2 separate regions of the Homo sapiens genome follow, and region 2 is linked to region 1. The links are chromatin loops, found by intact Hi-C in ENCODE. Cell type or tissue: heart right ventricle. All regions are shown on one strand. Each heading gives the region's core, and the rest is flanking DNA. Links, peaks and the distances in the headings are about the cores only.

The links. Peaks named below come from ENCODE experiments on the same cell type or tissue, not always from the same donor. Only the 100,000 strongest peaks of a DNase experiment are listed, where the experiment ranks them.
Region 2: it touches region 1 in a loop (8-fold over the local background); 8 of 110 quality-filtered maps call a loop at or near these places.

The regions. Positions count from the first base shown.
Region 1 is chr12:125,321,453-125,336,049 of GRCh38, reverse strand. The region is part of intron 1 of TMEM132B (transmembrane protein 132B); the gene reads right to left. Among named protein-coding and RNA genes, the nearest start is that of TMEM132B, 140 kb to the right of the region's middle. RefSeq lists a silencer at 4,886-4,945 and enhancers at 5,476-6,201, 6,202-6,928. In heart right ventricle, for the core only: CTCF peaks have their summits at 2,996, 4,745 and 4,958 (motif pointing left); a DNase peak (open chromatin) is centred at 4,959; H3K4me3 peaks cover 845 bases; H3K27ac peaks cover 312 bases; H3K27me3 peaks cover 4,185 bases.
Region 2 is chr12:126,740,326-126,757,083 of GRCh38, reverse strand. It overlaps LINC00944 (long intergenic non-protein coding RNA 944), which reads left to right. Exons shown (of 5, transcript NR_033878.1): 2 at 8,957-9,153; 3 at 10,752-10,823. LINC00943 (long intergenic non-protein coding RNA 943) reads right to left here. Exons shown (of 4, transcript NR_038256.1): 2 at 13,604-14,344; 3 at 12,196-12,314; 4 at 10,828-12,078. Among named protein-coding and RNA genes, the nearest start is that of LINC00943, 12 kb to the right of the region's middle. RefSeq lists an enhancer at 14,327-15,526. In heart right ventricle, for the core only: a CTCF peak has its summit at 9,339 (motif pointing right); a DNase peak (open chromatin) is centred at 9,353; H3K27me3 peaks cover 342 bases.

The sequences.
Region 1 (14,597 bases), core at 1,719-9,718:
AAAAACTTAACAGCGCTCCATACCAAAAAGGGTGAAATGTACTGAAAATAATTTTTTTCCTTTGAGGGGGAGTCTTGCTCTGTCGCCCAGGCTGGAGTGCAGTGGCGCAATCTTGGCTCACTGCCACCTCCCCCTCCCAGATTCAAGCGATTCTCCTTCCTCAGCCTCCCAAGTAGCTGGGATTACAGGCATCTGCCACCACACCTGGCTAATGTTTGTATTTTTAGTAGAGACAGGGTTTTGCCATGTTAGCCAGGCTGGTCCTGAACTCCTGATCTCAAGTGATCCTCTCACCTCAGCTGCCCAAAGTGCTGGGATTACAGGCATGAGCCACCATGCCTGGCCAAAAATAAATTTTAAAGTAATTTTTTAAGATGCATTTTCCCCCATCACCCTGCTCTGTCTTCTACAAAGCTGACTTTATTCTCCATGTCACGGTGAGATCAGCATTTTCAAGTTTCACATTCTCCTTCTAAAATCCAATGAGAACTAGTGGAAGTCTATTTGTCAAAATTACAGGAGAAACCCTCAGTGCATCTCACTGTCTATGATAGGGCATTTGCCCATCCCTGAACAAATCACTGTGGCCAGGGGGATGCCTGTTCTTATTGGCTCAGCCAGGGTCATGTGCCCCTCCCCAGGAGCCTGGAGGTAGAATCAGCTTTAGCTGGAATAGGAGAGGTGGGGGTGGTTCCCCAAAGAATCATCATGGGGTCATTTCAACAAAAAGAACAAGGGAATTCTAGGTAGGAAACAACAAAAAATCTCTATTTTTCAAATAAAACAATTTACACCAAGTCAGTACTGATTTCTTCCTGCCAGCACTACTCTCAATACTGTAGGTGTTGAAAAAGAAAAGTCAGGACCATGCCTGGGGTCAGAAACCAGACATTTGAGCAATTACCCTGCAGAAACGTGTTACCTTTGCAATTTGACATACTGTGTTCAAAACACAAGTTGAAGATTCTGAACCCAGGGCCTAAAATAAACCAACATTCGCTGAACGGCTAATCTGTTTACTCAAGCATCCCAAGTCTTCAGAAGTGATCTCAGCGGGCAGGGACAAAACAGAAGTAGACTGAGGGCCGGCTTTATGTCACGCAAACTGTGCATTCCAGGGCCGCACGCTCAGAAGGAACTGTGCTCTGCTTAACGCTATGCTGCCATGCTCTTCACCTCTGAAATTCTTAAGAGTTGTGTCTTTGAACTTTTGCTTTGTAAGTGAAGTCTAATGAGACGGTCGTGCATGGCACAGAAGCAGAGGAGAAGTGTGCAATATGCTTGTCTGCTGTTTGCTCCTTGCTGCACTATTTGCATATAGCATTCACAGTGCCCCATAAGCATCATGGTCCCAGTGAATCCATTGTGCATGGAGCTCAGCAAGACTCAAAGCGAGTATAGGTAAGCGTGCTGCATCCATGACAACTAAACAGGGGCACTGACAGCTCCGAGGAACCAGGCTGCCCATTCAAACCAGAACTTGCTTCAAAGGCAGAAAAAAGGCAAAGACATTCTACAAAACACAACAAACCAAGGAACCCTGTCAGGTCCTTTATTACTCCTGTTACTTCCTGTATTCCTTCCAGCCACTTAACCGCTGAAAAGGAAGGCACAGAAGGAACAGCGAAGATCAGAAAACCCCTAGCTCCTCTCCCCTTCCTCGCCCACCAGGAGGCGAAGGGAGAGGTCTGGTAGAAGGAGTATCAAGAGGTGAGATGAGAAAGTGCTGAGGTAGTTCTGGGCAGCGTTTCCACTGTCCTGGTAGCAATGATATACCCATGCTTGCACGAGCTATGAAATATGGATTGAGTAACGGACGATTCTGCATATGTGTTAATTGCTCTTATATTTGCATTTAAAACTGATATCACATAATAAAAAGATAAATGGTAAAATTCATACTAATGATTTAAGATTTTAATTTTTCTTTTTCAGAATGGCCTTAAATAGCAAGTAAAAACACCATGAGAAGTTGAAAGAGGGGCCCCAGAAGGAAGGAAAAGGGCTTTATATTTTCATACTTTTCATGGCATTTTTTCCCTGATTTTGGAAGAAGGGGCTGAATTTTCATTTTTCCCTGAGCACTGCAAATTATGTAGCCAGCCCTGAGGACATGTGAGTTAACCCAGCAGAAATATAACCATGCCACAATCCCCAACTTTCTCCCAACACTTAGGCCAGAGGTTAAAAAAGCAGGCTCCAGGGACAGTATCTGGGTCACAGACATATTTTTATTTTACCTACTCAGTGATTTTCTAAAAATTGAATTAATCACACAAAAATCCAGATTTCTGGCTTTTCTTTAAAGATACAATAAGCTTTGACTAGGCTGTGCATGCATTCTTACCCAGCAGTAATCAGCTAGATCAGCAGGGTCACTGCTGCTCTCTTTAGCTAGCACCTGCATCCTAAAGCTCACCACAGTCCCCACCATTCCCTGTCGCCCCATTCCAGCTCTCACACTCACATATATCCCCTGCCTGCCCTCCAGTCCACTTTCTAAAAATGAGCCCAACACTGAGGAGGGCAGAGTTGGGAGAGGGAGACAGAATTGCAGGTTGAAACAGCTTCAGACTTAGACATTTATTCTTCATGAATGTAATTAATTCTATTTGCCGTATGTAGTGGGTTGAGTAATGTCCCCCCAAAAAGATATTTCCAGGTTCTAACCCATGGTTACCTGTAAATGTCACCTTACTTGGAAATAGAGCCTTTGCCAATGCAATTAAGTTAAGGTTTTCAAGATGAGCTCATTGGATGACATAAGTCCAATGACACCCACCCTAAAACCAATGACAGACGTCCTTATAAGAGAAAGGACAGGGAGACTTGAGACACACAAAGACATAGGAGAAGGCCACATGAAGACGGGAAGAGTTGGGGGGATGTGTCTACAAGCCAAGGAACGCCAAAGATCACTGGCAACACCAAAAGCTGGAAAACCGGCCTGGGACAGCGCCTCCCGCAGTCTTCAGAGGAAACAACAGGGCAACACCTTGATTTCGCCTCCAGAATGTGTGAGAAATCAGTGTCTGTTGTTTTAAGCCACCGAGTTAGTGGTAACTTATTACAACACCCACAGGAAACTAACGCACATTATAAAAAACAAAACATCATTCATCCTGGCTAGTCTGGGCAATCCGAAATCGCTCAGAGAATATCTTTTGTTCTCTTTCTTGTTTTTGGTTTTTTGTTTTTTAAGGCAGTTCATTATTTTCCAACACACAAAGTAACTAAAGAAAGGAAAAACTAATATTGTCCAGTCTTAGTGGCTGTTGCAAAGAGAAGCCACTTTAGTGAATCTGTAAGACGAGTTTTTAGCGTGTTTAAACAGCATGACCTCAGACGCCTTCAACATCCCTTTTACAATCCTGTTGAATCTCCAAGTGCTTGGAAACCCCTTTTCACCTACCAAAGCACTCTACTGTCTTAAAAAAAAAAAAAAAAAAAAAAAAAAAAAAAAAAAGCCAACTCTCTGAATTAATTTCTCAGATGACATAAGGGTCCCCGTGACGCAGAAAGTGCAGAGCTATGAAGAAATGCAGTGGGTGGAGGGCACAGCCTGCTTCTGGGGAGCTGCGCTTAATTGAGAGAAGATGACAGAAGTCTGTGGGAAAAAAAAATTGATGAAGAATAAAAGAAAGTAAAATATGTATTGTTCACTTGCCTGCTACAAGAGTTGCCAGATCTCAGAGGAAGAAGAGATGAATAATTGGCTGGCAGTTATCACAAGCTTATCAGTAGCATCCAATACATAAAATAATAATAATAATAGTCATTGCTAGGAATTTGTCAGATATCTACTGAGTACCAGTCACTGTTCTAACTACATTAACATGTATAAACATACTAAGTAACATGTTCTGATACATGGATTAACAAGTTTTAAATGTATTAACATGTATTAGCTCTTTAGACATTTATTCTTTACACAATCCTATGAGCTAGAGTATTATTTTCATATGGTATATTAATACTATTATATAATTATTACCTAAATAAATTTGGGCAGGGCTCAGTGGCTCACGTCTGTAATCCCAGCACTTTGGGATGGCTTGAGGTCAGGAGTTAAAGAGAAGCCTGGGCAACAAGTGAGACCTCAGCTCTACAAAAAAAATGTAAATAAAAAATAACCAGGCAAGACAGCAAGTGTCTGTAGTCCCAGCTACTTGGGAGGCTAAGGTGGGAGGATCGTTAGAGCCCGGGAGGTCAAGGCTGCAGTGAGCTGAGATTACACCACTACACTCCAGCCTGGGCGACAGAGCAACACCGCATCTCCAAATGTATCAAATAAATAACTTGTAATAATATAGCCATTTTATAGATTCAAAAACGAAGGCACAGAGAGGTCAAAAAACTTGCCTAAGGTCACACAGCCAGTAAGGGGTGCAGCCAAGAGTGGGCCCCAGAGTGTGGGCTTAACCCCTGCTCTGCCGGGTCCTGGCATCTGTACAGCTCCTGCTCCTCTTCCTCAGCTTGGGGAAGAGACTCAGCTTCTTCCTGGTGAGCCACATGTGAGCTGGTTCCAGATTTCACCCGGAGTAAAGGGCTCATGTGCTGCTTTTAACCATAGCGCGACCTCGAAACCCGTGGACTAAAAGCCACGGAGAACTCGGGAAAGAAACAGCACCTCCCCTTCACACAGACCCCAGGGCTTCGCCGTGGACCCCACCCTGGGTAAAAACCCTTAACAGCAGCCTTGGGAATCTTGGTGCGGAGGAAAAATACAAAGCCTCAGTCCCCTTTTCCTGGAATGCAATTCAGAGCTTGTCCTGTGTCGCTCAGAGTCAGCGGAGGACGAAGCGGACTCCTGGGGCAGCAACGCGGAGGAGGGGACCGACCCGGGAGCCCGGACTGAGCCCACCCGGACCAGGCCCTCCCCGGCGCTGTCCCCGCCCCGCTCCCAGTCCGGCTCCCTCCTCCGCAGACCCCGGGCCTCGCGGGCAACACCGCCACCCAGTGGCCGCCGCCGCCAGCGCTGCACGAGGAGCCGGTGGTGCATCCCTCCCCTCTTCCAGAGACGAAACCCCGATTTGGGCGGTTTAGGGCAATCTGGGGACTTTCACCAAGGCCCACTGCTGCTTTCCAACAGAAACCCCTTAAACACCTCCTGCCTCAGCCTCCTGAGTAGCTAGGAACACAGGATGTGCTAATTTTTATTTTTATTTTTTGTGGAGATGAGGTCCCACTGTGTTGCCCAGGCTGGTCCCAAACTCCTGGCCTCAGGCAGTCCTTCCACCTCTGCCTCCCCAAGTGCAGCTTGGTTAGGCAAAGTGTTGGAATTGCAGGCATGAGCCACTGTGCCCAGCCAAGAAATTTTAATTTGCCTGTGAATTTTTTTTCAAAGCAATACACTAGGTAGAAACATTTGCACATTTTAAAGCTTTTGATACATATTGCTGTTTTACAGAAAGGCCTCTGCCCTCTTGGCAGCATTGGATATACTTTTTAAAAAATCTTTGCCATTTCACAGTAAAAAATGATAGTTTATAGATTAAAAAATTTAAATTTGACAATTAGTGATTAAGTTTTTTAAATGTTTACTGGCCATTTTTTTTCTTTCTTTGTAAATTTCTTGTTGTCATTTGTCTATTGTTTCCATAGGAAGTACTTAACTTTTTTCTTGAGCAATAGAAGTTTTTATGCATGAAAAATGTCAACCATAACTATAGATAAATAAAATCATCTTCATGGCTGCAAAAAAAAAAAAAAAAAAGAAACCCCTTAAACAAAGCACGACTACTCTATGGGACCAGATTCTTTGTTTGCAAGTCACACAAACCCAAACCAGGATAGGCTTAGGGGAGAAAGGGAGTCACTGTCCCCAAACCATCAGCCTGGACAGAGGAGACCACAAGTGGCAGCCAGCACCCCGTGGGTTCTCTGTGCTCCGGAAGAATATGAAATTCTATTTGGAAGCGGGGACGCACCCACACCACACGCATCCCGTGACCCAGAGCAACACCTGGGTTTTCCATCAGTCCAGCGTGACACAGATCGTCGGACCACAGCGTCGGCCACGGAACAATGGCCACAGGCTGCCAGCAGGGCTACTGCATTGAAACCCTCTCTCCCCTTCCCTTTGTCCACTTCCGTCACCCTGAGAAATCACAAAGTGGAGAACTGATTTTTGCCTGTATCTGTCGCATTCCTTCCAGTGAAGATCGGGTAGTTTTATGAAAGGGCTTTTTCTTCCCTTTGTGTTCAGGGGTATTCACTCCATGGGGAAAATCTCTCTAGTCCCTGGCCTGAAAGCTGTTCCTGTTGTTTCCTTTCATTGGCCACCTGAGTGTCAAGGGGCCGGGGCTGGGGGAACACTTTAAAAGGCCAGTCTCAAGAGAGATGAATACAGCCTGTGTCAGTGACAATGAGTGGTTTGGGGACAAAGCCACGACAGCTCTGAGACATCCGTTAGGGAATCGTCCCAGGAAAGTAACCAACCCATTGTCCCATCTCGTTCCAGCCAAAAGCCACTCAGACCTTATCATCCTCCTCAAGTCAGTGCCTCATAGGACCCCAGACCCAAGGGTGGAGGGAGCTTGGGTTCTAGAGAAGGAGGCTTGGGCTAGAAAGTCAGCCTGCCTCTTGCCTGGCTGGGCTGCCTGGTGAGTGACTCAGCCCTACTTAGCAAGACAAGAATACCATCTGCCTCCTGGGGTTCTGTCACATTCAATGGGATGGATCAGGCACACTCATTTGTCTAAGTCAGCTTGGCCAGCTGTAACAAATCCATCATAGGCTGGGAGGCTTCAACAACAGATATTCATTTCTCACAGGTCTAGAGGCTGGAAGACCAAGATCAAGGCGCCAGCAGATTTGATGTCTGGTGCATGCCTTCTTCCTTATGGACATGCATTCTTGCCATATCCTCGCATGAGGGAGGAAGCGCTGGTACTTCTTTCTCTACTTATAAAAGCACTCATGAGGGCCCCACCCTCGCAACCTCACCTAAATCTAATTACCCCTCGAGGGCTCCACCTCCTGATACCATCACATTGGAGATTAGGGCTTCAGCAAATACATTTGGGGGTGGGGGAGAATGCGAACATTCAGTCCATAACAGGGTTCATTCAGTATCCATTAAGAGCCAGTCCTGTGCCCGGCACTGAAGTTGCAGGGAGGATAGAGCAAAGCAGCCCTGTCCTCACAGAGTTTAGTCTAGTTTGGAGCTGAAGAATGAACAAGCCATTCCAGTAAAGAAAAGCGAGAGTCATGAGGGCACATGTACCGAGGAGAGGCCCCAGTGCGGTCTTGAGGGAGCCAGAGAAAACAGGACCTGTAGTTCATTGAATGGTGCCCCCAAAACACATCCACCTGGAACCTTACTTGGAAATAGGGTCTTTGATGATGTAAGCAGGTCATATTGGACAAAGGCAGACTTTAAATCCAATGACTGGTGACCTTAGAAGCAGAAGAGAGAACAGAGACAGGGAAGGTCATGTGAAAATGAAGTGAGAGACTGGAGTGATGGGGCCACAAGCCAAGGAATGCCTGGAGCCACCAGAAGCTGAAGAGGCAGGAAGGATCCTCCCTCCCCTAGAGCCTTCAGAGCAAGTGTGGCTCTGCCAACACCTTGATTTTGGACATCTGCCCTTCAAAAGAGAATAAACGTATGATGGATGCCCCAGGAGACTAACACAGTAGCCGAAGGACACGTGGAATAGCCAGGTCCCATTTGGGGAAGAAGGCTCCCAGCAGAGGAAACAGCATGGGCAGAACACAGAACCCTGCTGCAGCTGCAAGGGTGTGGTGGCTGGGCAGGAGTGAGGGCACCGTGCTGGGCTGGAAAGGGAGGAAAGGGCACATCCTTCAGGGCTGGCGGAGGCCACTGCATTGTGTTTGGACTTTATCCCAGGGTAATGGGAAGCCACCTGAGTGACTGAGGTCCCAGGTTCATGGCACCACTTGATATAACACGGTTAAGACATCACTCTGCTATTACGGAGAATGGACTAAAAGCAGGAAAGGCCAAGACAGGGAAATGAATGCGATGGCCCAGCCCCAAGGGCAGGGTGACTTTGTTTTACAAACGGGCCAAAGACGGTCCTTGTAGACTGGCCCCAGGTTTACTTCTTCAGAGTTGGCTAGGGCCATCCATTCTCCAAGACCCCCGGTGCCAAAATCAAAATTTTACACAACCCATTGTTTTAAATGTAGCCCAAAGAAGCAGACTCTTAGCTATGTAGAGCCCGCCTGCTTTATATATCCTGAGAAACTGCACCCAGCATCTGCCAGCCACAGATTTTTTTTTTAAAACCTTGGACTATAGAAGACCCCAGGCAGCTGCTGTCCCTTGGAGCCCCCTGGCCCAGAGGCACCCAATGGTCCTGCTGTGTGACCTGGACACTTAAGCCCCCTCTCTAGCTCTCCTTTTCCCCAGGAGTTCCTTCTTCCTTCCTGGTTGGCTGGTGGCCCAGGTGATGGCCACAGTCTCTGGAAGGTCTCCTGCTATGGGAGACGTCCCCCGCATGCAACCTGTCAACATACTGCCCAAGTAAAAAAGCTCACTCTTCCTGATCAGGCCTGAAATCCTCAAACTCACCGCAGCCTCTACTGCAGAAAGGGCCACCAGGATGGAGAGGAAATGAAGAGATTCTGGTAGGACTTGGACATCAATTAGCTATGATGGGAGGGGAGAGGGTGCTGAGAGAGGGAAGAAAAGACAAAGAGGCATTTTGAGCTTAGTCTTGGGCACAAGGGTGGACCCGTCACTGGGACAAGGGAGGTGGGTATTTGGGAGAAGGTGCTGAGCTCTGCTTGGGACGTATTTAGTTTTTGATATTTGTGGGCCCCCATGTAGAAATGAGTTAGATGCTGATGCTGGAGCTCAGGAGAGACCTGTGAGCTAGAAGGAGATTTGGGTGTCAGCAGAAGAGAGGTGGTGACAGAAGCCATTGGGAAAAGTGGCCCAAAGAGAAACATGCAGAGTGGGAAAAAGAGGAGGGAAAGAGAGCCTTGGTGGAGAGAGGCTTTGGTGGAGAGAGGTTTTGGTGGAAAGGTCTAGCAGGGGGCAAGCCTGCAGAGAAGGCTCAGGGGGCATCCAGGGAGAGAGAGAGAAGGGAAAGCAGGTGCCTGTGTTGTTAGAGAAGGCAGGGAGACCCTGTGCCTCTGAGCTGCAAAAAAGCCAAGCCTGGAGAAGTGGCCCCTGCATGTGGCAATAGCTTTGGCAGCCTCGGTGGACAGTTTCAATAGTAACAAGGTGGCAAGAAGCACAATGAGTGAGCAGGACAAGAGGAAGGGGTGCACGGAGAACAGGCAACTCTTTCAAGAAGTTTGCTGCAAAGGGAGAATCTGAATAGGACATAGGAAAACCTCCCCTTGGGTCTGGTCCCATCCCTGTCCTGGTTGCACCAGGCCATTCCCTTCCTTCCGACCTCCCCCGGTGCAGACAGCAGTGGTGTCCATTCTGGATGCTGCACCAAACATTTCCCGTAGAGTCTGGAGCTGAGGCGAGGGCACCAAATCTTCAGCTTTATTCAACACCCCCCAGTTCCTAATTCCCACCTCCCCCCATCAAACAGCATTAAGCCGATGTTTACTATACAGGTTGCCAGGACAACGGAATGTCAGAGCTCATGTGCTCCATTTTGAGCTCATATTGTCTTCATTGGAAACAGGTCAACAAGGAGGGCAAGTGACTTTTTCAACCAAGTCTGGAATACTGACGGGGCTTGTCCAGCCTGAGACCAGTCACTTCGGAACAGAGTAATTCTCCTCCCCAAAAGCAATCAATAGATCACACAATGACTCTTCTGAAGCTCAAAGGCACGGGGACAGGACAAGTGCTGAGCTCCTCAGAGTTCTTTTCTTATTAGGCATTTGTTGGTCGCCTCTCCAGTGTCTACAGTCTTCTCTCCCTTTGTGGAGAACCTTGATTTGGTCATAACTGGGCATGTGACCTAGTGCCGGCCATTAAGGGAGAGAGAGAGACTCTGGGTTTGTGCAGAGGCTCCCTGGGGTGTCCCCCTCTCCCTGTGAACAGCGTGGTAGGAGGCTGGAGGCCCAAAACCCCCAAATGTCACTGCACTACATGGGGAGCTCAGAGCTGCAGGGCCCTGGAGTGGGGTCAACACCATGAAAAGCAAACCAGGAAGTCAAAGAAACTCGGTCCTCACACAGTCCAAGCTCTTGGGTCAAGCTACTACATCTGATATGATTGTATAGCCACAGCTCATTCCATGAGACACAAGAGAGAATCCACAGCATCCCATGTGATCCTATGACCTGCAGAGAAAGAAGAACTCTCACTAGAAGCTAGTAAGCCAGAGAGCTCCACCTGAAAAGTTGGAAACAACAACAACGACAACAAAACAAAGTTCTTAGAAACAGACACACACACACACACACACACACACACACACACACACACACACACACACAGGGTGGGAGGCAGGGAAAGAATGCAAGAGGTGAACACCTTCTTAACATAAAAATGAGCCAACTTCAGATCAGAAAAATGGAGGCCCCATGTTTCCAGAGTTCTCCGCAAAAATGTCAAATCTCTGATCAATAACTTTCAAATGCCACAATCCGTGCGTTCAAATAATTCTTTGAAGGCTTAGTAAATAAATATATTGACAAACAGATTAATTGCTAATCACTTCTCCGATATTGTCATTACTTCCAAACAGTTAGATCCAAAACAAGGCAGCTTGCACCAGAAAGCCTTCCCATTTCCCCTGGGCGCTGCTTTGAAGGTCCTCCGCTCCTGCCTGGTTTGAGGCTGCTGCTCCCATGGCCATGCATTCTAGGGGCATCAAACGCTCCTGTTTTGATGAGAATTCAAAAGGTTTCCTGTCAGCTGGGATGCTGTGCTTTTTTCTGGGTTTTGTGTGTTTGCGTCTTTACCTTACCCATATGTTCTGGGCCTGTGAAAAATGTAAGCAACTGGCAGATGTGTCCTGAGAAATCGCTGGCATGACTTATTCAATTTGCAAAAATTGTAAACACAATGGAACTGGTGCCTCAGGCTACATCTACCCCTTGTTATCAGCTATCTCAGTGGAAACAATGCCAGAAGAGCTCTCTGTTTTGCGTTGCAGGCAGGTAACCACTGTCTACACCAAGGGGCCCAGAGCAGGAACTGGCCCAAAGGAGTTTTGTTTGAGCCCCGTTGAAGTTGGACTGTTTTCCCCCAAAATAAGAGATTGCCACGTCCACAGCTCACCTTTCAAGCTGATAAGATCCAAAGACCAGACTTTTGGAGTCTAGCTAAGATAGCTAAGGGAACACGATCTCAGTTGTCACTCTAGGGCAGTGGTCCCCAACCTTTTTGGCACCAGAGACCAGTTTCATGAAAGGCAAGTTTTCCATGGATGGTGGAGGGCAGGGATGGTTTCAGGATGAAACTGTTTCACGTCATAAGGGGAACGCAACCTAGGTCCCTCGCATGCACAGTTCACAATAGGGTTTGGGCTCCTATGAGGCTCTAATGCTGCCGCTGATCCGACAGGAGGCAGAGCTCAGGCAGTAATGCTCGCTAGCCTGCTGCTGTGTGGTCCGGTTCCTAACAGGCCACAGACCAGTACCAGTCCGTGGCCTAGGGGTTGGGGAACCCTGCTCTAGGGAGTAAAATTGATAATTTGGCAAAATCTATCCAAAATTAGTCTGCACATACCTTTTGATTAATTCTTCTTCTCAGAACTTATCCTATGAATCTACCTGCACACGCGTGACGTGACACACCTGCAAGGTTCTTCGTGGAGGCAGTAATTCTACTTGCACCTTTCTGGTGCAGACCACCTTGTTTTGGATCTAACTCTTTGGAAGTAATGACAACATTGGAGAAGTGATTAGCAATTAATCTGTTTGTCAATATATTTATTTACTAGACCTTCAAAGAATTATTATTCAAACGCACGGATTGTGGCATTTGAAAGTTATTGAACAGAGATTTGACATTTTGCAGAGAATTCTGCAAACATGAGGCCTCCATTTTTCTGATCTGAAGTTGGGTCATTTTTATGTTAAGAAGGTGTTCACCTCTTGCATTCTTTCCCTGCCCCCGTTGTGTGTGTGTATGTGTGTGTTTCTAAGGAAATTTCACGGTTGGGGGGTTTGTTTCCAACTTTTTGGTCGGAGCTCTCTGGCTTATTGGCTTCTTTCTATAATGCTCACATGATTTTTCTGGGTGCCAGGCCCTGTGGATGCCTTTATATACACGAGCTCCTTTCGTCCTTATAACTCTATGAGGTAGGTAGGCACTACCATTTTCTTCATTAAGAAACAAGGAGCCCAGTACGGTGGCTCACGCCTGTAATCCTAGCACTTTGGAAGGCCAAGGCAGGCGGACCACCTGAGGTCAGGAGTTGGAGACCAGCCTGACCAACGTGGCAAAACCCTGTCTCTACTGAAAATACAGAAATTAGCCAGGCATCATGGTGTGCACCTGTAATCCCAGCTACTCAGGAGGCTGAGGCAGGAGAATCGCTTGAACCCCAGAGGCAGAGGTTGCAGTGAGCTGAGATTGTGCCACTGCACTCCAGCCTTGGGTGACCAAGAGAGACCCTGTCTCAAAAAACAAACAAACAAACAAACAAAGAAGCTGAGAGGCAGAAAGAGGGTAGAGAATTTGGCCAGTCTTTGTTTTTTGTTTGTTTTTGTTTTTGTTTTTTGAGGCAGAGTCTCGCTTTGTTGCCCAGGTTGGAGGGCAATGATGCAATCTCAGTTCAGTGTAACCTCCGCCTCCCGGGTTCAAGCAATTCTTCTGCCTCAGCCTCCCAAATAGCTGAGACTGCAGGCGCCTGCCACCACGCCCGGCTAATATTTGTATTTTCAGTAGAGACAGGGTTTCACCATTTTGGCCAGGCTGGTCTCGAACTCCTGAACTCAGGTGATTTGCCCGCCTTGGCCTCCCAAAGTGCTGGGATTACAGGTGTGAAGCAGTGCACACTGGCCAGTCATTTTCGTAGTGGCAAAAGACTAGAACCAAGCCAGTGTCCATCAATCAAGGAGTGACAACATAAGCTATAGGCCAGGCACACGATGGAATGTGGAAGGACAGTGCTTGAAAAATTGCAGCTCTTTATGTCAGAGAAGGTTCTCCAGACAAATTGTGTGTTAAGTGGAAAAAAACAAGGTACCGAACAGTACTCATGGTTTGCTACTGTCTATGAAGGCAAAGCAAACTATACATAGGGAAACATATACAGCATATATATATATATGCATAGAAAAGTACATTTCTATGATTTTCTATGCATGAAATATCTCTGAACACATTGGGGGGAAATGCTAATCATGTTGACTGCCTGTGCAAAAGAAAACTGGATTGCTGAGGGGTAAGATGGAATTTTTTTAATTATAATCACTTTTATACTTTTTGAAATTTGAACCATATGAATGTATTATGTCTTTGAATATTTTAACAGTTTTGTTCAGGTATACTTGGCATCCAATAAAACGTACCCAATTAAAGTGTATGGTTTGATGAGTTTAGCTACAAAGTTGTGCAACCATTGCCACAATTTAGTTTTAGAATACTTCCTACACCCCAAAAGCTCCCTGTGTTCACTGACAGGTAATCCCTCTTCCCACTCACAGCTCTGGCAACTATTAATCCGCATTTGTCTCTGCAGGCTTGAATGTTCTAGATATTCACATACATGTGTAGACATATGTATTAGTCTATTCTCATGCTACTAATAAAGACATATCTGAGACTGGGTAATTAATAAAGAAAAAGAGGTTTAATGGACTCACAGTTCCACATGGCTGGGGAGGCCTCACAATCATGGCGGAAGGTGAAGGAGGAACAAAGGCACATCTTACATGGCGGCAGGCAAGAGAGTGTGTGCAGGGGAACTGCCCTTTATAAAACCATCAGATCTTGTGAGATTTATTCACTGTCACGAGAACAGCACAGGAAAAACCCAGCCCCATGATTCAATTACCTCTCACCGGGTCCCTCCCACGACACGTGGGGATTATGAGAGCTATAATTCAAGATGAGATTTGGGTGGGGACACAGACAAACCATATCAACACACAGTATGAAGACCTTTGTGCCCGACTTCTTTTATTTCGCATAATAATTAAGTCACCCATGTTATTATATTTATCAGTAGGTTGTGCCTTTTTATTCCATTGTATGGGTGTCCTAAAGGGTGTTCATGCATTCACTAGTTGATGGACATTTAGGTTGTTTCCAGTTTGGGGCAATGACGAATAAACATTTATAAACAGGTCTTTTTTTTTTTAAAGTAGATATCTAGCAGTGGAATTGCTGGGTCATATGGTGGTGTATCTTAACTTTTAAGCAAACTGATGAACCAGGTGAGCTTGGTGGCTCACACCTGTAATCCCAACACTTTGAGAGGCCAAGGTGGGTGGATCACCTGAGGTCAGGAGTTTCAGACTAGCCTGACCAGCATAGTGAAACACTGGCTCTACTAAAAACACAAAAAATTAGCCGGGCATGGTGGTGCACACTGGAATCCCAGCTACTTGGGAGGCTGAGGCAGAGGAATCGCTTGAACCTGGGAGGTGGAAGTTGCAGTGAGCCGAGATTGCTCCACTGAACTCCAGCCTGAGCAACAGGAACAAAACTCCGTAAAGAAAAAAAAAAAAAAAAAGAATCATTTTCAAAAGTGACTACA
Region 2 (16,758 bases), core at 4,901-12,900, 1.4 Mb before region 1:
CACAGAACCTGTAAATATGTTGCCTTCCGTATCAAAAGTAACTTTACAGGCATGATTACATTAAGGATCTTGAGCTGGGGAGAAGATTCTGGATAATCTAGCAGGCTCCATATAATCATAAAGGTTCTTATAAGTGAAAGAGTGAGACAGGGGGATGAAAGTCAGAGGGAAATTGAGATGCCATGCTGCTGCCTTTGATGATGGAGAAAGGAGTCACAGAACAGAGCACATGGGCAGCTTCTGGAAACTGGATAAAGAAAGCATTCTTCCCTGAAGCGTCCATTAGGAATGCAGCCAACACCTAGACTTCAGTTTATCAAAATCTAATGTAAGCCCCTGACCTCCAGAATTGTAAGATAATGCATTTCTAGTGTTTTAAGCCACTAAAATTTTGATAATTTGTTATAGCAGCAATTGGAAATTAATACTACCAAATGACAGCCCAGCATTCTTAATGAGGCAGAGTCTCCATGTTTCTCTGTACACCAGCCTTTTGATTTGCCTTATAATTTCAACCTATATTTAACTATACTTCAAGGAATAAGCAAAATGTGCAGTAGAAAAGTGCAAATTACCTTCAAAATCGAGGTTAGTCTATTTTCCTGAAGTTTAGTACTTATTTCCTGGAACACTTAATCCTTCTAGGAAGTTGACATCTCACAACGATTCCCTGAAATGGCTAAATTACTAACAACAAATCTCATTCTCTTCTACCCAGTTCTATGTGTTTGCTAAATCAAACCAACATAGTCTCAGGGTCCATTTTCCAACTATTTCTGCTTTAAAAATTGGAGCTAAAGGTTGGCCATTTGCTGCTGCTCAACCCAGTGAGAAATTTGTAGTAGAGAAGGTAATATAATTCAGGAGGATATGGGATGCCAGGTTCTGTTGCAACTTAAATAAATCTCAATGAATTAAACTCCCTTAACAACCTTTCAACAATATTGCACATTGAATGTTCATAGAAATTCCTCGAAGCAACTGTACTGAAGTATTAAATGAATAAAAGGCCTTTCTACTAAAAGACCCTGACCTATTCATGAACTGCCACTGAAGGAATACTCATGTTCTTCCAGATCCAACATAATTTAAAATGTTCCAAAGCCTCAGTATATGTGATATTGTAGGAGTTGCTCTATCCATTCTCCCAATGGCTACCGCAGGGAGGTAGGGCAAAGTAGTGATGACCAAATCCAGGCTTTCCTTATTTGTGCCTATTGCCCACAGAATTAAATTCAAGCACTCAAGAAGGGTGAATCAATAGTGGCCCTAGCAGGAAATAAGATTCCTCTCAAATGGGTTTATGGGATAAAATTTCATAAAGAAAGTATTCGTGGGTTTGAAGGGAATATTTACAGGGTTAAGAAGAGTAAGAAGGGTGTTGAGGAACCCAGAAACTGGTATCATCAGAAAGCTGTTATCATCCTTGGATCTGAAGGACCAAGAGGAGGATATAGTGTTGCTGGAGCCCCTCGAAAGCTACTTCCATGGCAGAGGGGCTATGTGAGAGGGGCTGTGGCTCTGAATGGATGCCGCCGTTGCCAGAACCATGTTGCCAAAGCAGAAAACAAGTGGAAAGAAACCCTCCAGTCTTTTTCTTTCTACCTTCCAAACCCCTGTTGGTGCCTCCCACTGACCAACACTGACCACAGTCCTTTATCACGGCTGGTAGAGGAGCTGGGTGATGAGGTCTGGAGGAGTCAGTTCCTGGGCACAAGGTGTGGTGAACAGGAGTTACAAGTGGATGGGGTGGAAACAGAGAATAACCAGCACACCTGGTATTCATGGGTCTCTGGTTGCATTCTGTATTCCCTTTACACATTTGTCTCCTGCAACCCCTACCAAATTTCACAGGGGACTGAGAAACACAGGTCCTGTCCATCGGAGAAAAACCTAAAAACAATATGGCAATATAGACATTCAACTTCTGCCCTGGCAGAAGGACCTTAAGGACCTATTGCAAAAATGCAAAATATGTGTGCAATGATGTTCACTGAAGCATTGTTTGCTTTCAGAAATACTACCTGCAAACCCTAATGTGCATCAACAAGAAACTGGTTGATAGGTTGTGGCACGGTTATACAATGCTACATTATATAGATTATAGAATCTATATAGAATTGATGTGGTAGAATGTTTGTGTCAACATGGAAAGATGTCTAAAAATATTTTGAAGTGAAAACAGCAAGCTCAAAACTGTGTTGACAGTATAATCCCTTTCATCAATTATAATATATTGTACATAAGGTGGAACATTTTCCTAAATTAATCACTGAGCTTTTCATTCTTAAAATTTCCCTTTTACATGTATTAAAACTAGACCATGACATCCTCTGCTCAAGTCAAGAAGGATCCAGCCAAAATGCAGATAATCAAATGTAAATTCTTGTATTTCAAAAACCCTCAAATCAGATTTTGGAAGCTCATAGCATAGATAACATTTTGAGATTAAAAAAAATATCAGAGTAACAAAAATCACTGTCCTGAAGAAGACATGTTACCAATTGACAGAGCCAGACTATTATCTTTAAAAAAAAAAAAAAAAAAAAACTGTTTTCTGTGTAAAAAGTTATGCTTGCTTATTGTAAAAACTCAAGCAATAAGAAAATATACAAAATAGAGGTTAAAATTTTTGTCCCCCAAAATCTCAGTAATAATCTCCCCGTCCTGTGATAATGCTCAATGTGTACGCACAGAAGGATTTCAAGTTTGTGTGTGTGTGTTTGTGTGTGTGTGTGATCAGTCATCTATTGCTGCATATCCGATACCCAAAAACATAGTGGCTGTGATAGCCATTTTATTTGCTCTGAATCTGGAGTTACACTTTGAGCTGTGCTTGGCATACTGGTTCTTCTACCTGGATTAGCTTGGGTCACTCATATGGTTGTAGTCATCCGGTAGCTCTGTTGTGAAGTTGATGCTGGCCAGGTCTCTCTCTCCATGTGGCTTCTCAACCTCTAGAGCGTAAATACAGGGTTTCCCCCGCCTCTTCCCCCACCTCCTCAGGGTTTAGACATTCTAACAGGGAACAAACTGAAGTGGCAAGGGTTCTTGAAGCCTACGCCCAGAAGTGGTCCAATGACTCTTCTGCCATATTCCATTGGCCAAAGCACACCTTGAGGCAAGCTTACATCACAAGGATAGAAAATTACACTGCACTTCTTGATGATAATCTTTACACATCACTTGCAGTCCATGTTAGTCTTTTACACATGCACTAGGAAAAACAAAGCTTAACATCGTAATATACTAAATCATACGAAAAACTAAACAACCAAATAGGAAAAAAATGTGTAATGAATATAAAGAGACAATTTACTAAAGTCAAAATGTAAATGGAAAACAGAATGTTTGTAGAAGATGCCTCAACTTAACAGTGGCTAAAGGAATGCGATTTTAAACTATGTTTACTGGAGGGAAAATATTTTCAACATGAACATAGCTATTGTTTTGGGAGTTTATAGAATATCAGACACTGTACCAAGTGAAAACACATGAGATAAATATGGTTGAAAATCCCATTTCACAGATGAAGAAATACAATCTGGGAGGCTGCCACTGGCTCCAGTAATTGAGAGATGGGACCTTGGGCCGTGTAAAGGCAGTTGGATCCAGGGAGTGGTTAGGAGCCTCTCAAGCTATGATCCATCAGTCACTTCTCTTCAATGATCTTCTTTGCATTCATTATACTTACAGACATAGAAAAGATCTGAGTGCGTGGCTCATGCCTGTAATACAAACATTTTGGGAGGCTGAGGCGGGAAGAATCACTTGAGGCCAGGAGTTCAAGACCATCCTGGGTAACATAATGTGACCCCATCTCTACAAAAAAAAAAAAATTGACTGGGCATGATGGTATGCACCTGTAATCCCATTTTCTTGTGAGGCTGAGATGTAAGGATCACTTGAACCCAGGAGTTTGAGGCTGCAGTGAGCTATGATCACACCACTGCACTCCTGCCTGAGAGACAAAGCGAGACCCACGCTCTTCAAAAAATAAAACAAAAAACTAAAACAAAACAAGACAAAACCCTCCTTAACTTGTGAAATAAACACAGAAAGCTTTAGCATAGTATAGATTTGGGGTTTCATTCACTCCAACCAACTAATTTTTACACAATAAAACTAAGGTCTAAATGGGAAGAAAGTTGCCAAAATCACATGCGTAAAGCTACTTACATATAAGGACTCAGACCAGGGGCTCCTACTATGTCCCTGTATCCTTTCTTCTATGTCTTCCCGCTTCCTAATCACTGTTCCTTAACAGATAGGACACATACCCCACATGACTTATCTAGGCACTTTTGTCCTGTTTCAAGACCTCTATGAAATGAGAGGTCCCTATGACTGCTTAGATGGCGGTGAGGAGACACTGAAGAGAGACAGATCCATGGAGCAACAGAAAGCTTCATGCTTCATTTGTCTTCCTTTGGTTCCCTTCCACATCTGTAAGCACACTAATAAAAGCAGAAGAAAACTGCTTTTCTCTTAAAAAGCAAAATGAATAAATGCCACTGCAATCAATCAATTGCTGGAATAGAGCATTATTCTTATAACCATCTCTACCTTTCTGTATTCAACTTGGTGGGTTTGAAGTCACCAAGAGAAAATAACTTAGTCATTTTTTTTCAGATGGCATTTTCCAGACAGGGTGGCTCTCTCTGTTAGCGGGCAGGACCTTCTGTTACTTGGATCATTCTATAACAACATTTAGAAGCAGTGGAATAAAATTGCAAAATGAAACCAAGTCCATTTATTCAGCGGAATCGAATTGCAAGATGAAACCACGTCTGGGAAGCATATTTTTTTACAGAAGAATCTGCAGTTTAGTTTTGTTTATTGCAACACAGGTGCAAAGGGTCAACCTCACCTCATTTATCTTTCAGGGCATGTTATTATTATTGGTCTGTGAAAGAATCCTTTTTTGTTCACTCATTATGTTGAACTATGTAAAATTACCACTTTTGTAAGATAAAAAAGCAATCAAATATTAATGATTTCAAGTGGCTTGCCTAGTAGTTATTCCTTATCAAACCCACATCCAGGCTGGGTGTGGTGGCTCACTCCTGTAATCCCAGCACTTTGGGAGGCTGAGGCGGGTGGATCACCTGAGGTCAGGAGTTCAAGATCAGCCTGACCAACATGGTGTAACCCCAACTCTACTAAAAAGACAAAAATTAGCTGGGCGTGGTGGTGTGTGCCTGTAATCCCAGCTACTCGGGAGGCTAAGGGAGGAGAATCGCTTGAACCTGGGAGGTGGAGGTTGCAGTGAGCCGAGATCTTGCCACTGCACTCCAGCCTGGGAAACAAGAGTGAAACTCTGTCTAAGCAAACAAACAAACAATAACCCCCACATTCTACTACCATTTTCATTTCTTTATCGCCAGCCACTTACATAAAATTCACATGTATTTTGTTACGGTCATGAAGATATTTATGTGTTCTGTCACAATATATATTGCTATTTGGGGTAAATAATATACTCATTCTGCCTCTTTCTTAATTCAGGACAATACCTTTTTAAAAACACCTACCTCTGTTTCTATTTTTAAATCCACTCTTTTGTTCCTAAGTATGGCACAATGCTGGACAGTTTTCCAATAACACTTTTTAACCACTCCACTCTCCCATTGGTGGGTACCCAGGTTGCATTGAAGCACACATCTCCAAGATACAACACTGCAGTAAGCATTCTCACACATATATGCTGAGGGGTTCATCTTCTGCTCATTGATTTGTACAAGCTCCCTGGATATTTCATCTGTCAGTCTTTTGATAAGTTTAGACTCTGCAGATACCCCTGGGGAGACATTCTTCTATCTCAAAGTGCTTCAGAAAATCCAGTAGTGATCTCAACAAAATGCTGTGACAACACAATCTTCCTTATTATGATAACATAGTCTCTTCAGTTGCAAGGTGAAATCAATTCCTGGGGTTTCTCACATTCTCATTTTCATTAAAACTAATTCTCTCCAAAACATGTCAAAACATTATTCTTTTTATGTGTCTGTATAGTCTCCTTTACTTATAAAACTGTTTTAATTTTCAAAATTAAAATAGATGCTACTCATTATTCACAATCGCAAAGAATCAAACCAAATGCCCATCAATGATAGGCTGGATAAAGAAAACGTGGTACAAATACACCATGGAATACTATGCAGCCATAAAAAGGAAAGAGATCTTGTCCTTTGCAGGAACGTTGGTGGAGCTGAAAGCCATCATCCTCAGCAAACTAATGCAGGAACATAAAACTAAGCACTGCATGTTCTCACTTATAAGTGGGAGCTGAACGATGAGAACACCTAGACACATCGAGGGGAACAACACACACTGGGGCCTGTCGCAGGGTGGCGGGGGAGAGAGAGGATCAGGAAGAATAGCTAATAGATTCTGGGCTTCATACCTCGGTGATGGGTTTATCTGTGTAGCAAACCACCATGGCGCACGTTTACCTATGTAACAAACCTGCACATCCTGCACATGTACCCCAGAATGTAAAATAAAAGTTGAAGAAAAAACAACAAATGCTACTAATTCACTTTAAGGAAAAAAATATTAAAATGTTCAATGGTCTAATTTGTGATAAATATGAACAACTACCAGAATCAAGATGTGAAGCAATATAGATGCACAAAACTAATCAAAAGAAAATTCTAGAGTGGGAAATTAAGAAACAGGCATTATCTTTGCTCTGCAGGTAAATTCACTCTGATTGCCTTTCTGGTAACTGTATCTTCTTTCCCGCTGAAGAACCATCCCTCTCCGACTCTCAGTTCTGCCCGTGTGGAACCCAACCTCTGCTAACAGAGGAAACTTAGACAATAACAGCTAAGCCAAGCAGTGTGTTCCTGCCTCTCTCCACAGTGACTGGCTCAGGCTTGGGCGTGGAGAGCTAAGGGAGAGCCAGGGAGAGCTAAGGAGCACTGACTGGGGAGAGCTAAGGAGCGCTGGGGAGACTCCCTTGGGTCATCTACAGATGAGATTCTCACCCTTTTGCGTGGAAGCTGACATCCAGAGGTTTTGAAGTCTGGGCTGGTGCATCTGTCTTTCACTGATTCATCCATTATCTTTTTTTTTTTTTTTTTTTTTTTTTTTTTGAGACCGAGTCTCACTCTGTCACCAGGCTGGAGTACAGTGGCATGATCTTGGCTCACCACAACCTCCGCTTCCCGGGTTCAAGCAATTCTCCTGCCTCAGCCTCCTGAGTAGCTGGGACTGCAGGTGCCCACCACCATGCCTGGCTAATTTTTTATATATTTTTTTTGTAGAGACGGGGTTTCACTGTGTTGGCGAGGCTGGTCTCAAACTCCTGACCTCAAGTGATCCTCCCGTCTCAGCCTCCCAAAGTGCTGGGATTACAGGTGTGAGCCACCATGCCTGGCCTCATTATCCTTTTTACATATAAAAGAAAGTCTCTCTGAGAAGCCAAGAATACTCCTGGAGCAAGTAAAATGAGAAAGTTACCTGAAAGAAACGTACTTCAGACAGAGAGAAGACCCAGGGCAGAGATCCTGCTGCAGACACAGCCTTGGAGTATGGGGAAATAGGAGAGTAGGGAGCTAGAGTGGGGTGAACAGAGTAAATGATGGTAGGAGGCAAAGGAAAAGCCTATTTTTGAATGTCAACAGCATGGCATAAAAAAGAAGAGAGAGCAGGGGGAAGTCAAAGGAGTTTGGTGTGTTCTTGATAGCAAATGAAGGCTGAAGGCAGGCCTACACCTCAGGGCTATGTTATGACTTTGGGTGCTTCAGAAGCTTTTGCTTTGTGGATTCCTACTCTATTAAAATATTGTTATAGTGATTTTTCTTCTAATTTTAAAATAAATTAAAATTAAAATATTTTCATGAACCCTTTAATAGTACAGTGGGCCTCAGGCATGGTGTCTATTGAGACTACTGGATAAATTGGCCATGCTACCCCTGGCTTATTATTTATAGAAAGCATTAAATTACTTTTTTACTTAAGCCAGCTTTGGTATCGTTTTCTATTATTTGTAGTCAAAAATTGTTAACCAACACAAAACGTTTTCTTTTCCTTAAGCAACATTTAATAATGCACGCATCCTTCCCGCGAGAAACCATTAGTGTAAGCAAAACAGACGTTAATTACCAAATTTAAAACAAGCAAACTTTGGTGTTCTATTTCTTGAGTATTATCAGAGGAGGATCAAGTGCAGAGCTAGACAATAACTTTAGAGAAGTAATCATGGCATGCAGCTGTGCTTCTATTTTAATAGATCTGCTTCTCCTACATAACCTGCCATCAGTGGGTGACAGGCTGGATATCATTCCCCAACAGTGGGGAGGAGTTAGGCAGTGTCTTCACCCCCACACCCCATCCTCAATTCATTTTATGGCATTTAGCTGTTGTCAAGTTATGCTATTATAGAACAAATTATAGAACAACTGGCCCACTGTGGGCCTGAGCCTGGCATCTTTATACCATTAATACCTGCTCAAACAAGCATGTGCAGGTGTAACACTAAAAATAGCACAATAAAAGTGTTTCTAGCTGGACAGGAGAAAGCCCAGACTCCCAACACAGTCACTGTTACTAATAGCTAAGCTGGACATTTTTCAGTACTTGATGCTTTTCAAAGCATTTCGATGTGCATTATCTCCTGTGATCCTCAGAGACCACCCCCGTGCCCTCCACAGAAGCTATAATTCTCATTTTATCAAATAGGAAAATAAAGCTCCAACATTCAAGGAACTTGTCCATGATGTCTATGTCACAGGGTGGGGTCTCCAATACTGATCTTGAGTTCCGATTCGAATGTCCCTGGGCCATCTCCATCCCCTTCGTAGCTTTGGGAGGAGTGAGAGGCTCTCCTGTGTTTAAATCTTGAGAATCAATGATATTCTCTTTGCCCAAGACCATCATGTGAGATCCCACATTTGAACCATAGAAATTTTGGAGACTCACATCCTAAAACCACGTTTCTCTATCCCAGTTAATCCCGTCATGTATTGACCCGGAAACATCATCTCATTTGCCTATAAGACAGAGAGAGAGAATGATAGAAATGCTGGAAGAACGAGCCTTGGGGCGGTATCGCCCAGATCTGAATCCACACAGCAGCTGCTTCGGTCCCTGTAACTCAAGGCTTCCTCTTAATCCTCTGTCCTCCATCAACACCTGGCTGAGCAGGTACTTCACAAACATTAAAAATAGTATAATTTCTAGGATCTATTTGTTAACTTGATCTCATTGGTCTATTAAAGCATCACACTGAGTTTCATGTAAATCATCTGTAGTATCCAGAAAGATTAGAGAAGAAGCTTTTGAAACAACCTCCACTTAACCTGCTTGCAGGGGATCCCACACCCTCCATTCCCCTCCATGGCCAGCAGGGGGCGCTCGCTCTAGGTGCTGGCTCTCTCTCCAGCTGCCAGGGCATTTCTGCTCCCATCAGGGGTGCTTTAAGCTTAGTACCAGCCTCTGTTATGGCATTATTACACTGCCCTCCTTTAATCTATACTATATAAATCCGTGAGCAGATTGAGCCGCTTCTATGAAAAGGAGCATAAATGCTGTGGAAAGATTCTACAAAACAACATGACTAAAACCATTTCTGACAAATTAGGTGTGGACAACAGAACTCTAAAACACAACGGAAAATTAAGCTCTGGAACGGTCCCTTCCTCCAATTGATTCTGAAGTGTCTTTAAGTCATTTCCCCACATTCGAGAAAACACAACTGGATATTGCAGATGGCCCGTTAGGAAGGTTATGGTTTATGACTGAAAGAGATCACACCAGCCCTGCAGACTTCTGCAAATAAAAATCTTGGCTCCACACAGCAAAAGACTGGGAAAGGAATACTTATTTATTTATTTATTTTGAGACAGAGTTTCGCTCTTGTTGCCCAGGCTGGAGTGCAATGGCGCGATCTCGGCTCACCACAACCTCTGCCTCCTGGGTTCAAGCAGTTCTCCTGCCTCAGCCTCCCGAGTAGCTGGGATTACAGGCATGCACCACCACACCCTGCTAATTTTGTATTTTTAGTAGAGACGGAGTTTCTCCATGTTGGTCAGGCTGGTCTCTAACTCCCGACCTCAGGTTATCTGCTCACATCGGCCTCCCAAAGTGCTGGGATTACAGGCGTCAGCCACCGCTCCCAGCCCATACTTTTAAATAAAAGAGTAATTATATAGAGATCACTGTTTAAACAATTTCTTAATCTGTATCTTTTTTATGGAGCCAACTCATAAAGTCACTTTTTTATGAAGCCTTGTCCTAGAGGGCTGCCTCTGCAGTGCTAGGTGGGTCTGCAGAGCTCAGCTTCCCTCTGCTGCAGATGAGTGTTGCATCCTTGGACAAATCATTTCTGCTCTGAACCTTCATTTTGCCTTCTGCATATGAGGTGTTTGATGAAAACAATTTCTGAGATTCCTTCATTTCTGATATGCTAGGATTCCACAAGCAAACCAATCTATGGGTGTGCACTTGGAGAGAGTTCTGTAGAGACGAAAAAGTTTTACCCTATGACAGAAGGACAAAATTCAGTAAAGAGTAGGGCTCCCATAATATAAGAAACCACTGCCAGCCCATGAGAACATTTTAGAGGGGAATGTCAAAAACATATTACCATATAAAATGTTAATATATATTAATATGTGAAAGTAATTAACAAAATGAGGAAGAACTCTCTTTTAAACTTTCTGATTAATTTCAGAAGGAAGTCTCAATTGAGGGGACTATGTCTTTGACCCTTTTGAACACTTGTCCGTCTCCCCTTTAATCAGGAACAACTATGACCTAGGACCAGGGCCTTCAGGAATCTTCACCCCTAACTTGAACTTCATAACACTGGAGAGGTAATTTTGACATGATTATTATTGTTATGCTTTATTTAAAGCCAGAAAGTTTAATTTTTTCATTTACAGAAGTGATATCAAGTTTCTGTTTTAGGTAAATTCATGTAAATAAGCATATGAGTTGATTTAAGGGAAGATATTGATTGAACAATATTTCTCATGATGTGTACATGTGGAAGAAACAGTGGAATCAGATGAGAGAGAGGTTTGCAGCTGCTCAGTCCCTGAGGGCAGGAGTCCCCCGGGTTGGACACATCTGTTCCATCTTCACCACTAACAACTCATGGGACTTCCAGGAATGGAAGCCACAAACAAAACAGGCTTTCAAACAAATTAAAGGAAAATGTAAGATGTGTAAAATGAAAACGCACACATTTACACTTTCTAATCTCTGCCTCACACACAGACATGTACACTCACACACATTTTCAAAGTGGAAATATGTCTGTAGTAAGGCCATGGGTGGTTCATCGCTGAAACACATTATCCCGTTTCATGAACAATGTTACCCCAGTGAATTTAATGTGATTTCTTGTCATAACCATCCAGCAACCTCACATTGACACGGCAATGTGAAGTTTTCGAAGTCTCCTTCATTGGTTGGATCTCTACGGATCTGATGGTCTGGTTCCTGTTTGACAGATAAGAACCTAGAGCTCTGTGAGGCAAAAGGATTTCGCAAAAGTCACACAGATTTAGGACCAGGTCTCTGCATGCCCAACCCCGATGTGGCTTCTCTTTCCACTGTCCCATCTATAAATTGTAAGAAGATGGTAAGACTGTCTCTTGTTCCTGTTCTTGTCCATTGCTGCATTATCATTTCTCCTGGGAACATCACTCTAAATAAAAACAGGTATAAGGGAACATTCTATACTATCTTTGCAACTTCTCTTTAAATTTAAAATTATTCAGAAATAAAAAAGCTTACTGAAAATTAGAATGCAGGATTTTAATTCTAAGGGAAAGGAAAATTCTCCATGTATCTAATCTAAAAAAAACATGGAAGTCATCATGAGTTTGTTTCTGGGGGATGATATCAGATGAAAATGGGCCCTTAGGTAGTAGGAGGTGGCAGGTCTCAGTTCAGTGTTTACACATGGCTCCACGCAGAGCTACAGACTGAGTTCCTTAGCAGCTTCCGTAGGAGGTCCTTTGAAGAAGGGCTGCTCTGCATTCGATATGTAGAAACTTGTGGAGAAGATGAGGAAACTGAGGAAAACCACCAATGCAATCCACAATCCAATCCCTTGACTCTCTGCAACCGCACAAAAAAAGGAAAAGCAAAGAAATAGTAATTAACACAATGCATACAAACTGAGGTCTACCCATCACTTCCAATACCTGTTTTCCCCAACAGTGAAAATTCGTGTACAGAGTATTCCCCAATGACTTCTCTCAGGCAATGTAGAAAGGGAGAAGTCGATTCAGCATTGACTAGTTGGTACTGTGGCTCAACAGGCTCCATCTCTGAAAGTGTTGATTCTTCCTTTTCTTAAAGGAAAGAAAAACAGGAATCAATATCGTTTGTTTGCAAACCTTATGCACAGTAAGCTGCCCATCACCCAAAACTATTTTTGACATCCCGCCTGTGGAATGTGGCATGCTGATACTTGAGAACTTCTTGCTTATTTCCATCATCCCTTTATGTTGCATCTACTTGGGGAACCTGTTAAGGAGACATTCAGATATCTCCATCATTTCCACTAAAATGTGAATAATGCTGTGGGAGAACATTTACACTTCTAGAATCTTCCATTCTATAAAAATTAAAAGTCATGCCACATAGCTGCTACTGAGGGTGCCTAAAGATTGAAACTCAAGCATATTAACTGCAGTATCACTTATAACATCAAACCAAATAAACAGCAAATATGCTGTAGCCATGTTCCTGAATTGGAATCTGATATTTATAAGCGGAACAATCCTGGGCAAGCTGCTTCGTCTTCCTGTGATTCAAGGTTTCTCACATAGGACACGGGATGATAATAGATTCAGCCTTGCTGGGTGATTGTAAGCATCATATGAACTCCTATGCTAAAGCACTTAGAAGAGTTACTGGCATGTTTAAATCATAAATATCCCCTTGCTATTGTCTTTATTAATAATTAGCATTAAATGGTAATTAATAAGGGACTGCATAAAGAAATCAGGATATACTTTTTAAAGTGTATATTTCTAGTTCATCATCTAATAACTTATTCTATGGAAATAATCAAACATTTTGGAAAGAGATATATGTGCCAAGATGTTCATGGTAACCATTATTTATGACAGCAAGAAGCCTTTGAAAGCAACCTGAATATCCATCATTAAAATGATTAAATAAATGTGGTTCAGACATGCTATAAATAGGATATTAAATCTCCATCAGAACCATGACTTGAAGATAATATAATCTCACGGGAAGCATTTGCAATGTGTTATATGAAGCAGCATATATAAAATACTATTTAACCAAAACTAATAATTCCTTACACAAGTGTACACGTGTATATGTAAAATACATAAAGCATATATAATTATGTCACACGTATTTGTTATTTTGAGGGGATCTTCAGCAACATTTCTAATAAAAAATGTGACCCTATAGATGGGACAGGGTCCAGATAAAAATGCAAAGAGGAAGACATGCCTTAGGAGATCATTCTCAGAAGAATTATCTGCTGTAACTTATACTTGAAAAGGTAAAGCGATGCAGAAGCACCATTAATAAAGAATCTGGGAAAAATCCAATGTCACGTTTAGTTGGTTTATTTCCCCTTGTAAAAGTGGCCAGTTACCTTTCTGGTGAATTCATTCATAAAGCGATGGAGGTTGAGAAGCGGGGCTCCTGCAAGTCCAGCACTCTGTGCAGTGTGATCCTTCCGTATCCAGAAGATACGCAGCTGAACACATGCAGATTAGAGATTTTCAGGTTTTGTCTTCTCCCCAAATCCAGGAGGAACCCAAGGCAAGATTAAAATTCTGATTGCATTCCAGATATGGAAAAAAGAACTTGAAGTAAAGGCAAAACTGAAATAGGCTTTCTTCCCATCATGGGTGGGGTTTCTCATCTCCTTTATCGTTTAGGTAGATATTTTTATACCTTTTGATTTATGAAAAATTTAAGAATGCAGTTTCTTTTTTCTTTCAGTTTTGTGGCAAAATCCTCTGCTTTGTGTGAAATAGCTGCAGTAAAATGCTGTGTAAATTTTATCTGAAAGGTTCTACGGAAAGCCATAAACATCAGTTGCTAGGGCCTCAGTTTGTCCAAGGGCCAGATTGCAACAAAATATTTTTGAATTTAGACATATATATTGAATTTTATAAAGCCACAAAAATATGTCTTGAGGAATACATGGTAGTTTGACAAGCCAACACCTCTCTCCTTAATCCAAAATTCAAAAGGTAGTATAATTCTTTCTTTCCCAGCAGCAGAGGAAGTGACTATTGCAACCCACATTCTGAGTGTGAAATGAGGCCTCATTCAGTTTCCTAATTTCCAAGATTCTTTTTCAGCACCCAGCTGAATAAAGTATGTCCTGGGAAGAGAGAAGAAGAAAGTCTTAATGAGGCCCAGCTCAACAGGGTGTCTCATTACTGGCCTGGTTATGAGCTACAGAGAGAATCAAGCATAGAGGTTCAGAGAAAGACAGAGTGAATCTGTGAGGCTTGCCAGACAAGCGCTATGGGAGAAGCTTCCTCCAGCCCGGCGGTGCCAAGAGAAGCTGGCTCCAGAGAAGCCTCAAAGAGCTTCGGGGGAAAGCTAATGGCCCATTGGAAGGAAGCCACTCCCAGGGTCTTGGGAACCCTGGCAGGAGACTGCGGCCCACAGCGCTTCCACGGACTTAACTGTCTCATTTGTAGCTGTGCTTGGAACACATACATCATCCCTGGAAATGTGCCTCTGTCAGGATTGAGGAAGCCCTGAATGCAAACACTCCGGCAGTGTGACAGGGCCCCTGATACAACCCGCAGACCTGAAGGCCTGCCATATCCTCCCCACATCTCTATAAAGCTAATTACCTGCTGCATGGCCAACGGGGAAAAGGATTCATGGCATTTCCACAGCTGAGGCAGTTCCTGTAGCATAGACAGCCAACGACTCAGGCACAGAGAACCAAGCTCAGGTCTCCTTCCAATGGGCCAGCTGGCCAGACTTTCAAAAATCTCCAGCAAGATCAATGCCTCATTAAATACCGAAATGTAGCCGTGTGGAGTCGCTGACAATACACAGTTACATACCCTCTTGGGTCCATGGTCTTGCCTGCCAAGAGCTTGAAGGAGCCTCGGTAAGTAAACTGATATTCATCCGGGGTGATGGTGTTGATGTCACTGCTTAGGGTGAAGGAAAGGGCCAAAGGTTCCTCATAATTTTGTAACCAGGCTTGTCTGAAATATCGGTTTCTGATTTTTTGACACAGCTTCCTCTGTGCTGTCTTCATGGCTGTTACTGGCTCCTTGCTCAGCCTGGAAACCTCTCCACCAGGATGTGTGCAGAGATGTCAGCCCCTGGTCAGGCATCCTCAGCCATCTGGCACCCCCTCAAAGAGGCCCTCTGTCATCTGCCAATCTACAGTCGATACCACCATGACTTTCCCATAGAGGGAATTCCCAGAAAACAGTTCTTGTTCTCGCTTCTAGTCCAATTTTCCCCAGAAAAAGTCACATTTCTGACAAGACTTGTTTCTGAAAAGCCACTACGCTGTCAACTGCCGGTTTGTCCTGGGCCCCCAGACACCTTCCTCTGTTGTGTATGCCTCCGAAATACATTTCCCAGGCTCTCTCCCACCGGCTTTCAGCAGGTTCAGCCAATTTGGAGGCACTGGTGCAAGGTTGGAGGAGAAGAAGAAGGAAGAACTCGAGTATGTGTTTTTCTTCCTGCTTCTTGCAGCATTTTCTGCTAATGGCTTTGTCTCCTATGTGGTTCCAACTCCTTGAGAGCTCCCCTTACCGTCTTCTCATATCCTCCAGCAACATCATCCAGGACAGCTACGACTATGGTTCTAACTTCCACCAAACAGTCCCCGTACTTGCGCACTAGCAGTATCACCTCTTCCCTCTGTCCCTCCAACCATAGGAGTGGTAACAGTTTCTTGCAACTCTTAACCTCTGCGTTCTTTTCTCAAGAAATATTAAGCTTTTTTTTAGCTTTTCTACACCTGGGTAAATAATCCCTGTATTAAATCCCTCTGTTAAAATACCTAGAATGTTTTTTGTTTTCCTAGCTGGAATGTGTCTTAGAGATTCAGTCATTTCATCCTATTCTGTTTCCTTAAAAACATTTATTGCCGCCTAAAAATGTCCTATGTATACGTTTTGTTACTCTTCTATCAATCATCAATCCCCCCAAAATGTCCAGCCTCCTGAGAGGAAACGTTTTGGTATTTAGCTCACTGTTTCATCCCAAGTGCCTAGAGGGAGGTCTTACATATTTGCCAAATGAATAAAAATCTGTGCATCAAGTAAGATGACCTCCAATTAAAACATGAAATAAGATGGATTAAAGGGTGGACAGTGGACCAGATGGATAGATACGTGATGAGCAAACATTGTAAAATATTAACTGTTGAATCTAGGAGCTGGTATATGGATGTTCACTGAGCAATCCTAGTAGCTCTGTCACTACCTGAATAGGAGGCAGCTGATGCCCTGAGAAGCTGAGACACCTGAGCTGGAGCCCCAGGCCTGCATGAGCCCACTGTAGGTACTGAGAGAAACCACGTAAGTCCTCTGAGGTTCAGTTTGTTTTCTCTGTGCTAAGTGGGATTTTATAGTCTATCCACCCACCAAAAACACACCATGAGACAACTTAAATGTGCCCTTAACCTTTGACTTCATTTTGATGGGACCATCCACAGAGTCCATTTGCTTTGGACTTCTCACTAATTGAGACTGATCTTCCTCTTCTTTGGCCATTATGTATATCAGTAAGGATTCTTTTAAAAGAATTCTA